Regions from separate parts of the Homo sapiens genome. Here region 1 is linked to region 2. A link is a contact called in ENCODE Hi-C or POLR2A ChIA-PET data. All regions are on one chromosome and are shown on one strand. Each heading gives the region's core, a stretch centred on a gene start or an enhancer-like site at or near the end of the contact. The rest is flanking DNA. Distances are from core to core; before and after follow the strand shown.

Evidence for each region. Hi-C counts contacts between places; a loop is a spot of excess contacts on that map. ChIA-PET counts read pairs that join two places held with the same protein, here RNA polymerase II (POLR2A). Pooled maps may share reads with other maps.
Region 1: a loop to region 2 is called in a map with no recorded cell type, with 4 times the contacts of the local background. The contact joins two enhancer-like sites. A Hi-C loop is called at or near these places in 1 of 37 single-sample maps with no recorded cell type and 1 of 50 pooled maps. POLR2A ChIA-PET finds 5 or more read pairs at or near these places in 1 of 52 experiments (T-cell).

What each region holds. Positions count from the first base shown.
Region 1 is chr10:61,783,830-61,788,474 of GRCh38, reverse strand. All of the region lies in intron 3 of LINC02625 (long intergenic non-protein coding RNA 2625), which reads left to right. Among named protein-coding and RNA genes, the nearest start is that of LINC02625, 82 kb to the left of the region's middle. Within about 2 kb of position 1,639, at least 5 of the 41 ENCODE cell types and tissues checked have a DNase peak (open chromatin) inside an H3K27ac peak, as active enhancers do.
Region 2 is chr10:62,107,672-62,112,737 of GRCh38, reverse strand. No RefSeq gene overlaps it. Among named protein-coding and RNA genes, the nearest start is that of LINC02621, 150 kb to the left of the region's middle. RefSeq lists enhancers at 2,837-2,906, 2,937-2,986. Within about 2 kb of position 3,402, at least 5 of the 41 ENCODE cell types and tissues checked have a DNase peak (open chromatin) inside an H3K27ac peak, as active enhancers do.

The DNA.
Region 1 (4,645 bases), core at 390-2,889, 320 kb after region 2:
GCCCTGTAAGATGTGTGTGGTGCTGTTTTGTCTTTGGATTGTATTACTGTGCCTTGAATGACATTAGTTCTTTTATATCTTACGTTCCTCTCAGAACATTATTCTTAGAACATGCTACCTTATGTTCTAGGCCCGGAAGTGTAAGAAACCTATGAATAACATATTTCTGAGTGTCTAGAAATCCAGATATTGTTTTTTGTTTGTTTGTTTGTTTGTTTTAAAGTGTTCTTGATGGAAGGAAAAGGAAGCCTCCATTTGCTTCTAAGGAAATAATAATTTCTTTCCTCCAATGTCTCTTGGATAGCTAATGGCTCTAGAGACAGGCACGGACATGTCTATGGATATAGTCATATGAGCTCAGAATTTTACCTTTGATTTGCTGGGAATCTTTTCTTTAGAGCCCTTTCATGGACATTAATTATCAATTTTTATTTTTAAGCTGTGGATAGTTTACTCACCCTTGAGAGAAACTTTCTTATGTAAAAGTTGTTTTCCACGGTCCCAAGATGGAAAACGACAACTCTTTAATCAAAAGGCTCTGAGGTATTGGTGCCATCTTTGTCTCTGGTTCCCAAAGAATGTTCTTGGAATGCTGACACCATAAGGAAAGTGTGGGGCAGCAGGCCTTAAGGGAGATTGTTAAAGCAAGACCGACATCTTCTGTGCATAGCCAATGCCTGCTTTTTCTCCACCATCTTCTTCCAAGTGGTTATCATTCCTCCTCCATGGAGATCCTGCTTTTGCTGCCCTTTCCAGCCTTTAGCTGATACAGGGAGTATGGAAAACGTAGTGTTCCTTTAATGGTTTATAAAATCAGACCTTCTTAGGAGGTCACACCGAGGGGAATGTTGCTAAAAACAACTGGCTCTTTGGCAATGCTAATCTGCATTTTCCTAAAACACATATCCAAGAGGGAAAAAGTGCATGTGTTAAGATGAAGATGGAGAATGAAGTTATCGATCTTCTTAAAGTTCATAATGTTGGAAGGGTCATGAGAGAAACACACTCTCAAACTGAGTAATAATCTACAAAGAGTTAAAACAAAAGTTCCTCCAGCCATAGCTGCACCAAGAGAAGTGGGACAGAAGTTCTGATTGAGAACTTTGATTTGCCACAGATTGTTTGAGTCTTACATGAAATTTGGAAAGGTTCCCTGACATCAAAGGCTGTTTCTTTTGGCTAATCTATTGAGTATGTTGTACCTGTCCTCCCATGAGCCCCCCCACGACTGGGAACATATGTCAGATTCTTCTTGTGCCAGTAATTTAGAGGCTCGTGACAAGAAAATATCCTTTTTCTAAGAAAAAAAGAGAGGGTGGTCCTGGGGAATGTTAATGCAGCAGAGAATAGCAATGATTTACTCCTCCCTGAAAAAAATATGCCAAGTCTGATAGACCCATATCTGAATATTATCTGCATAATTTGAAAATAACACATAGAAGGAAATAGGCCCAATCTCAGTATCCTGTTCACATTTACATCTGGAACAGCTGCCAGGGCCTCTCAGAGTTGATTTTGTTCAGTTCTGCAGGGCCGATCTGAAACCCAGGCAGAAAATGAAAGTGAGCAAATTTACCTCTGGCATTCAAAGAAATGCTTTTGGTCAAAGTGAGTATTTCTGACCATGACTCATTTTCAAAAGAAGCATTGAATTCGCTTTGTCATCTTTGCCTGGATCGGGCTCAATCAGCCCTTTTATGATTTTTAAAATATCCTATATAGGCGGGATGGCATTTATTAGGCTTCAGTTATTCAATATTGCATTTCAATGTATAAAAGTCACTGTTCAATTGAATATTGAGTTTTCTGAGGAAGTAAACCTACAGAAAAGAAATTTGCAAGAATCTAAAATAAATGAGTTTGAGAAAGATCAAACTGCCCTATGGCTGTTTCAAAGATCAAAAGATCTCTCTTTTATAGAAATCAGGAGCAGTTTGAATAGCCTCTTTCCTCTATCGCAAAGCCCCATTTTTTCACTATCATTGATAGCTTGGGACTGCACCATAATGGTATGAAAGGCCCTGGGGAGGAGGGAAGACGATTTTATTCCCAAAAAGGACGCAGGACTTTTTCGTCTGAAATAGCTGGCTTTTAATTTAATTTGATCTGGAGCCCAGTAGAGTGAGCAAATGAAAACCTGTCCTTAGCTCCTTCAGGAGGAGCAGTGGCCTTGAGGGGCATGAGAGGGTCTCCTGATAATTGTTTTTAAAGGCTGCCGTGTATCTTTGTTTCTGCTTCTAGGAGAGGCTGGATTATATGGTAGATCGCTATCTTTGAGTTTATGTGTTATGCATAACCTTAGGAAGTTACTTAATCTTTGTAGATCTCAGCTACTTCATGTGTAAAATGGGGATAATAATATGTACCTTATTCTTGGAGTAAGCTCCTTCCAACTCAGGGCCTTTGCTGGTGCTGTTCCTTCCACTGGACTAATTCATGCTTGGCCCCAGAACCCAGCTGGAACAGCTTTTTTCTGGGAGGGCTTCCATGGACCCTCAGACCAAGTCATGCTAACTCCTCCTCCTCCTCCATTAGACCATGTGCTATGATTTTCCTTGTAGTACTTGCCTCAGTTATAATTGAAAACGTTTTGTGTAAGTACTGATGTCATGTCTGGCTCCCTCTATAAGGGATTAGGAAACCTAACTTATTCATCTGTCTCATAAACTAGAACAAAAACAAAATATTTATTGTATGAATGAAATCAACAAAGTCTACTAGCAAACGATAAGTGATTAAGAAATGGCAATTTCCCTTGTTCCCCTACACTGTGAGATCCTGGAAGCCAGGACAAGCCTTACCTCTTTACCAGAAGCACCTAGGGTGGGGTCTTGACAAAGTAGCTGATTCAGGAACATCTGTGGATGTGCACGTGGACATTGTCAATCATCTCTGTCTACCTATTTGCCTTCTTCCTCAGCCTGTTCTCTGTCTTCTATCTAAAAGTGCACTATCAATTTTCAGAGAGATGCTAGAACCCTTGTTCATTTTCTTATATGGCAACTTTTCTCTGTATAGTTTCATGAAACCTCCATACATGAAGTTTGCAGTGAGAGGCAAAAAACTGAGTCGTGATCATGGTGTTTTTAGCCCCAGTTAGAGGGTTAGGTGAGTTGAAGTTGTCAGCCCAGGGAACTTTACAAGTGAGGACAGCTTTTAAACATCACTGCCGACATTATCATCATCAGCAACAACTAATAACAACTTCTTTAAATTTAAAAAAACCTTTGCCTTCTTGCCTAGGAAAAAAAATCTCCATCAACATCATAGACCATTCATGGTTGTCTACCATTAGAATCTTTTGCTTTGATTAAGGCCATTATTCATAAGAAGTTGCTATATTAGTCACTGACTATTTATTGTGAATTAGTTTATCAACCGTTTCATCTGAGAAGATGAAGGGCCAAGTATTAAGTCACTTGATTGCCTATGTGGGAAGGAAGTATTTCTGTCAGAGTTTAGTTGTACATAACATAATTCAGTATAGTCATTTTTAGCAGAAATGAGTTTCATACAAGGAATAAGAGCTTACAAAGATCACTAGAAAGGCTAGAGTTCTTTAAGCAGAGCTTCCAGGAATCACACCTCAGAACAACACCTCAGGGCTGGCCCACGGAGGCAGTTGCTGCCTCTGCCATGATCAAGTTTGTGAATAAGGAGGTCGCCTCTACAACTGCTGGCTCTGCACCTCACCACGTCTATCCAACCTGCACTTGCCTCTCAATAGCCACAGTGATAGGATCTGGACCCTGGGGGCTCTGTTATAGTTCCCACATGTCTCCACACTGTGCTGGTTAGCAGAAGTAGTGGGGTGCAGCCTCAGCCTTGATGTCTGCTTCTATAGTCCAGCTCTCATGAGGGAGCGTGTTTGGCTCACGCTGGGTTTCACATGGAACCTAAGCAGCAGGGGACTCTGGGAAATGAGGTCTTTAGCTTTTCTGACTCTTGAGGGCCATACAGTAGCTATAAGGAGGGATCTTGCAATGGAGTGAAGTAGTCTGCAGATCTTATCGCAGGGGTTACATAGTGGGCGGGGTGGGGGAGGGGCGTGGGGGCAGGGGAACATTTTTGAGAGAGACATAAATGGAGAGGGGGCTGAAAAGAATCTTGACTGGCCTCACAACTTTGCCTAGAGCTTGTCCTGGTTATTAAAATGAGGCATTTTGGGAATGCCACATCAGGGAGACATTATTGTTTTCCTTGGGTAAGTGGTTTTGAGGTCTGTATGTAAAGTTTCTTGCGTAAATAGGCTCCTTCTTCTATGCTCCTGACATTTATGGTGGGGTGTTTTAGTTTCCTTCTTAGCAGAGACGGAAAAGTGTTCCTATGCCCTGTTCAGACACATCTACTACTGGGTAATCTTTCTTCATGCTAGTGTCTATCTTTAAAAACGTCCCCATGACATCGAGTGAAGAGAGAAGCTTTAGATGCTATCCAGGAATGTCTGACACTTTTATCTACTGGGTAAATTGCTATTTCCCTGATGAAGAGACCCAAATGAGGGCTGGAACTCAGTTATTTTGGATGGATCATGGGAGCCCCTCTGGGTTTTGGAAGCAGGCAGTCAGTGGCGCTATCCTGCCATCTTCTTTTTAACATTCCATCTAGCAAACACCTTAAGCTTTAATAAACATCTTCTCCTTTA
Region 2 (5,066 bases), core at 2,153-4,652:
CAAGTTTACACAGCTAGGAGGCAACAATGTTGGGGATAACCAAGATTCTCTCCTTAACCAAACTTTAATCAGGCTCCTCTGAGTCATCTTTTTGATGAGGCCTCACCCTGAAGGCTTTGTCCTTGGCCTATTTAGTCCAGTTTTAGTAAGAATCCTGTTGGGTCAGTTTAGCAAATATCCCCCACCCTTGATATCTGATGAAATTCCTCATCCCCATCTCTGGATATTTTTTCACCCTGGCCTTCCTTCAGCAAGAAGCTTGTCAAGTAGGTTTAGCCAGAATCTGCCTTACCCCTTGTTTACCCTTATAAAATGTTTACTGTTAGTAATTTTCCATCCACTGACCCTACCCTGCCCCTTGGCTATAAATCTCTACTTTTCATTGTTGTATTCAGAGTTGAGGCCAATCTCTCCCCCCTGGCAAAATTCCATTGTAGTAGTCTCCCTTGAATAGTCTGGCTTACTGTCTTTAACAAATGTCATGAATATATATATATATATATATATTTTTTTGAGATGGAGTCTCGCTCTGTCGCCCAGGCTGGAGTGCAGTGGCGCAATCTCGGCTCACTGCAACCTCCACCTCCCAGGTTCCCGCCATTCTCCTGCCTCAGCCTGCCGAGTAGCTGGGACTACAGGCGACCGCCACCACGCCCGGCTAATTTTTTGTATTTTTAGTAGAGATGGGGTTTCACCGTGTTAGCCAGGATGGTCTCGATCTCCTGACCTCATGATCTGCCCGCCTCGACCTCCCAAAGTGCTGGGATTACAGGTGTGAGCCACTGCGCCTGGCCAATATTTTTTTTTTAATAGGGATTGAAACCTGGGTCTGTCTGACTTTGTGGACACTGTCACACTCACCAGTATTTTTGAAAAAAGAGTTCTAAAAATTTTGGACTTGAATCTCCAGTAAACTACAGATATCCTTTAAAACAAACACATTTCATACATGAAGGTGCACAGCATAATTGGTTAAAAGAAGTTACTGTGGTATCAGACTACCTAGCTCCAAGTCCCAGCTCTGCAACTCACAAGCTGGGCAAATCACTTACTTGGCAGTGCCTCTGTTCCTTCGTCTGTAAAATGGGGAAAATATCAGTATGTACCTCATAAAGTTGTCATGAAAATTAAATGAGTTCATACATGTGAGCACTTTGAACAATGTCTAAGTACCAGCAAGCACTGTTACGTATACACTATTATTGTTATGCACGCAATATATCATATTCATTGTAAAGAAAACCCTATCCCCACTTAAAAAAATCAAAAAGATGAGATAAAAAGTAGATTAAACAGAAATGCATTATATTCTGCCTGTCTTCCTGGACTGGCTTGCACAGCTCCTGGCTTCCTTATTTTCTCCTTTGGCCACTGTGGGGATTGACTGTACCCACTTTGAATATTCCAATGGGCCATGTAGACCCATAGTGTGAGCCCATTAAGATCATAGACTGGGGATATTGTTCAGGAACCAAGAGGCTCAAAGAAACAAGTTTGCACTGAGAATGAGTCTGAGTACCCAAAGATCAGGCCGGAGTCCTGCCAGGAGAGGGGCAAGGCTGGCACTTCATTTCAGCTAAGCACAAAGTTTACATCGCATTGAGGACTTTCCCTGACCCATCTCTTTTCAAGTAGCTCCCTCATTCCCAGTCAGTCTATTCCATCACTTAGTTGTATTTTCTTCTTCACTGCTTCTCTGAAATTGTCCAATTTCTTTGTTTGTGTGTTTATTTTCTGTCTCCTTCATCAAGATATAGGATGCCATCTATTTCTTTCATAGTAGTATTTCCGGTGGTTAAACCAGTTCCTGGTACAGGGTTGGTGCTCCATAGATATTTATAGGATTAATGAGAAATTTAACCTTCTCTTATCGCCCCAGGGACTGCAAGAAGCTAATAAATAGAAGTTAAGGAACTTGAGAGCTTACCTAGGTAGCTCCTCCCCTATTGCCCGCCCCCTTCCTCATACTCCCAATTGATAAATGAGAAAATTGAAATTTGGAGGTTAGGAGACCATCCAAGAACATACACAGAGCAGGACCGAGGGCTCCTGACTCTTTATTTGACATCCAGGGGCTACATTGTGATGCCTTTTCTTTGCGGGAGGGAATAGGAGAATGCAGAAATTTTCTTTGTGTCTAAAATAGATTAGAAGGTGTAAAATCCAGGCCCTATCTTCTATCCACTGTGAGTCAGAACAAACTGTGTCTGCCTTCCATGGTTTTGAAATAATTTTGATCTAGGAAAGAAGGAAAAAGGAAAAAAGGAAGGGAGGGAGGAAAAGCAGAAAAAGGAACAAGGAAGACGAGAAGGGAAATGTTAATGAGGATATTTCTTTCCTTTTTGGTGTTGGGAATTCTCTGGAGGGTTTCCAGCCCTGGGCTAAAGGATACCTTCTTCTCTCATTCTTCTGGGCCACAGTTGCATTCGGCCTGAGGTTTCTATGGGAGACTAGATTTCAGGTCTATTTAAAGAGACAAGATGATTTGCCTACTACACCTTTTTGTTGAAATTTCTCAATCTTTTCCCATACTCTACTTCTTCTGAATTACATTTTGCCTCCTCTTGCTTTATTTGTATTCCAGCTAAGCCTCACTTCCTCAATGTCCTTCCACATTCTCAACAAAGTTGTATCAGATATTTATTGAGCTGGAACTTATTATATACAGTTACTTTCACTTCCCCTTTCTATGGATACTGCAGACATCTGTTTGAGTAGCTTTATTAGCCCTATTTTTTTACTTATGGAGACAAGGACCCAGAAAAGTTAAGTGATAACTTACCCTGGTATATAAGTCACAGTACTAGAATTTGAAGCCAAATCATGCAATTCCAAAGCCCATGCACTTTCTGTTATATCAGAGCCACTTCCTCTTAACACCATGTTAACCATTTAATAGCAGATTTGGCTGCAAATGACAGAACATCCCATTAATAGCACCTTAAACAAATGGGAAGCTTATTTTTCTCACATAATGAAACATGTAGATGAGCATCATCAGGCCTAGTGTAGTGGCCCAGGGATGTCAGGGGAGACTCAGCTTTGCTCTGTTCCACTGTGCCCTCCTTAGCATGTTACTTTCACCCTCAGACATGTTGCCACTGGTTGTAAGATGGCGACTCCACCTGCAGCCTCATGGCCACATTCCCAAAAGAAGAAAAACAGGGAAGGAGCAAAAGGCCAAAAGAACATGCCAGTTGGATTTGTCCTTTTTAAAGGTCTTTTTTAGGAGTCTCACAGATACTTCTGCTTTTATTTCTTTGCCCAAATGGTGTTGTGGGGGAGCCCCTTGCTGTATGGATAAAGAAGAGATGAGTTGGAGATTGGGTCAGCCAACCAACAACACCTGCTTCATCTTACTTGGCTGAAATTCTTTACCTCTTTACTTTCACATGGCTGCCTAATTGTTTTCTGAGACTCTTCAGAAGCATCCAGCAGTTCTGTAAGTGTAGAAACTGGTTTTACCATCTCTTGCACCCTGCCTGAGGCTAAGCTGGCCTCAAGGAATGACCAGTAAAGATTGACTGGAAAGAACTTCCCAAGAAGGCCATGGGAGAGGAAGAGCTTAGGAGATGGGTGACAGATGGGAGAAAACTCAGCCAGGATCATAGGACACATTCCTGGGGTCCTGCAGGTCCTGGAGTCATGCAGCTGAAGGCTGCTGCATGGTTAGGCCCCTGGGACATGCAGGGTTCATAAGAAGGTAGGAGGGATATAAGCCATCTCAGTCTGCCCAACTAAGCAGAGGGGAGGAAAAGCATGAGGTGAGCCTGTATCTGTTTTTGCCATCTCACTCCACTTTATCTATAGAGAGGAAATGCTTGCACAAATCATAATGACATTCTCTTTTAAGCCTGATTTCCTTTCATTCATTTTAACTCTCTTGATGCTGAAGCCAAGCTCTCTGATGGCTACATATGGGGGAACCATTATTATGGGTGGCAAGTGGGGGGATCTGTGAGCTGATGGAAAGTCTCCTGCTCTAGAAATAGCTCTTCCTGGGACCCTAGCAGTGTTGGACAGGCCACCATTTGAACTTAAATCTTTTTGGTCAAAACATTATCTGGTATCTTTTTCTTTATTGCTGCCTCTTCCACACTTTTTTTTTCTCTAGAGGCAGGATCTTGCTATGTTGCCCAGGCTGGAGTGCAGTGGCTATTCACAGGCATGTACTACAGTCTTAAACTCCTGGCCACAAGCCTTAGCCTCCTCTGTAGCTGGAACTACAGGTATGCGCAACCACGCCTGGCTCTCCCACTTTTTATTTTATTTTATTTTTTATTTTTATTTTTTACTTTTATTTTTTATAAACTATAGACATTTAAAGAAGAAAAAGTCTGGGTGCAGTGGCTCACGCCTGTAATCCCAACACTTTGGGATGCTGAGGCAGGTGAATCACTTGAGCTCAGAAATTTGAGACCAGACTGGGCAACATGGTGAAACCCCCGCTCTAAAAAAAAAATACAAAAAATTAGCCAGGCGTGGTGGTATGCACCTGTAGTTCTCAGCTGGAGGCTGAGGTGGGAAGATCCCTTGAGCCTGGGAAGTTGAGGCTGCAGTGAGCCATGATCGTGCCACTGCACTCCAGCCTGGGTGACAGAGTGAGACCCTGTCTCAAAATAAATTAATTAAATAAAAATAAAAAATAATGGCTGGGTATGGTGGCTCACGGCTCTAATCCCAACACTTTGGGAGGCCAAGGCGGGTGGATTACTTGAGGTCAGGAGTTTGAGACCAGACCAGCCTGGCCAACATGGTGAAACCCCCGTCTCTTCTAAAAATATAAAAATTAGCTAGGTGTGGTGGCACACACCTGTAATCCCAGCTACTCGGGAGGCTGAGGCAGGACAATCTCTTGAACCCAGGAGGTGGAGGTTGCAGTGAGCTGAGATTGTGCCACCGCACTCCAGTGGGACCCTGTCTCAAAATAGTAATAATAATAATAATAATAATAATACTATTAATAATAATAATAAGAAGAAAAAAAGTTCATCATCTCACTACTCAGGTAATCCATGTCCATATTTTAACGAATGAAAGTAATTCACCTATGTATTTTTAAAACT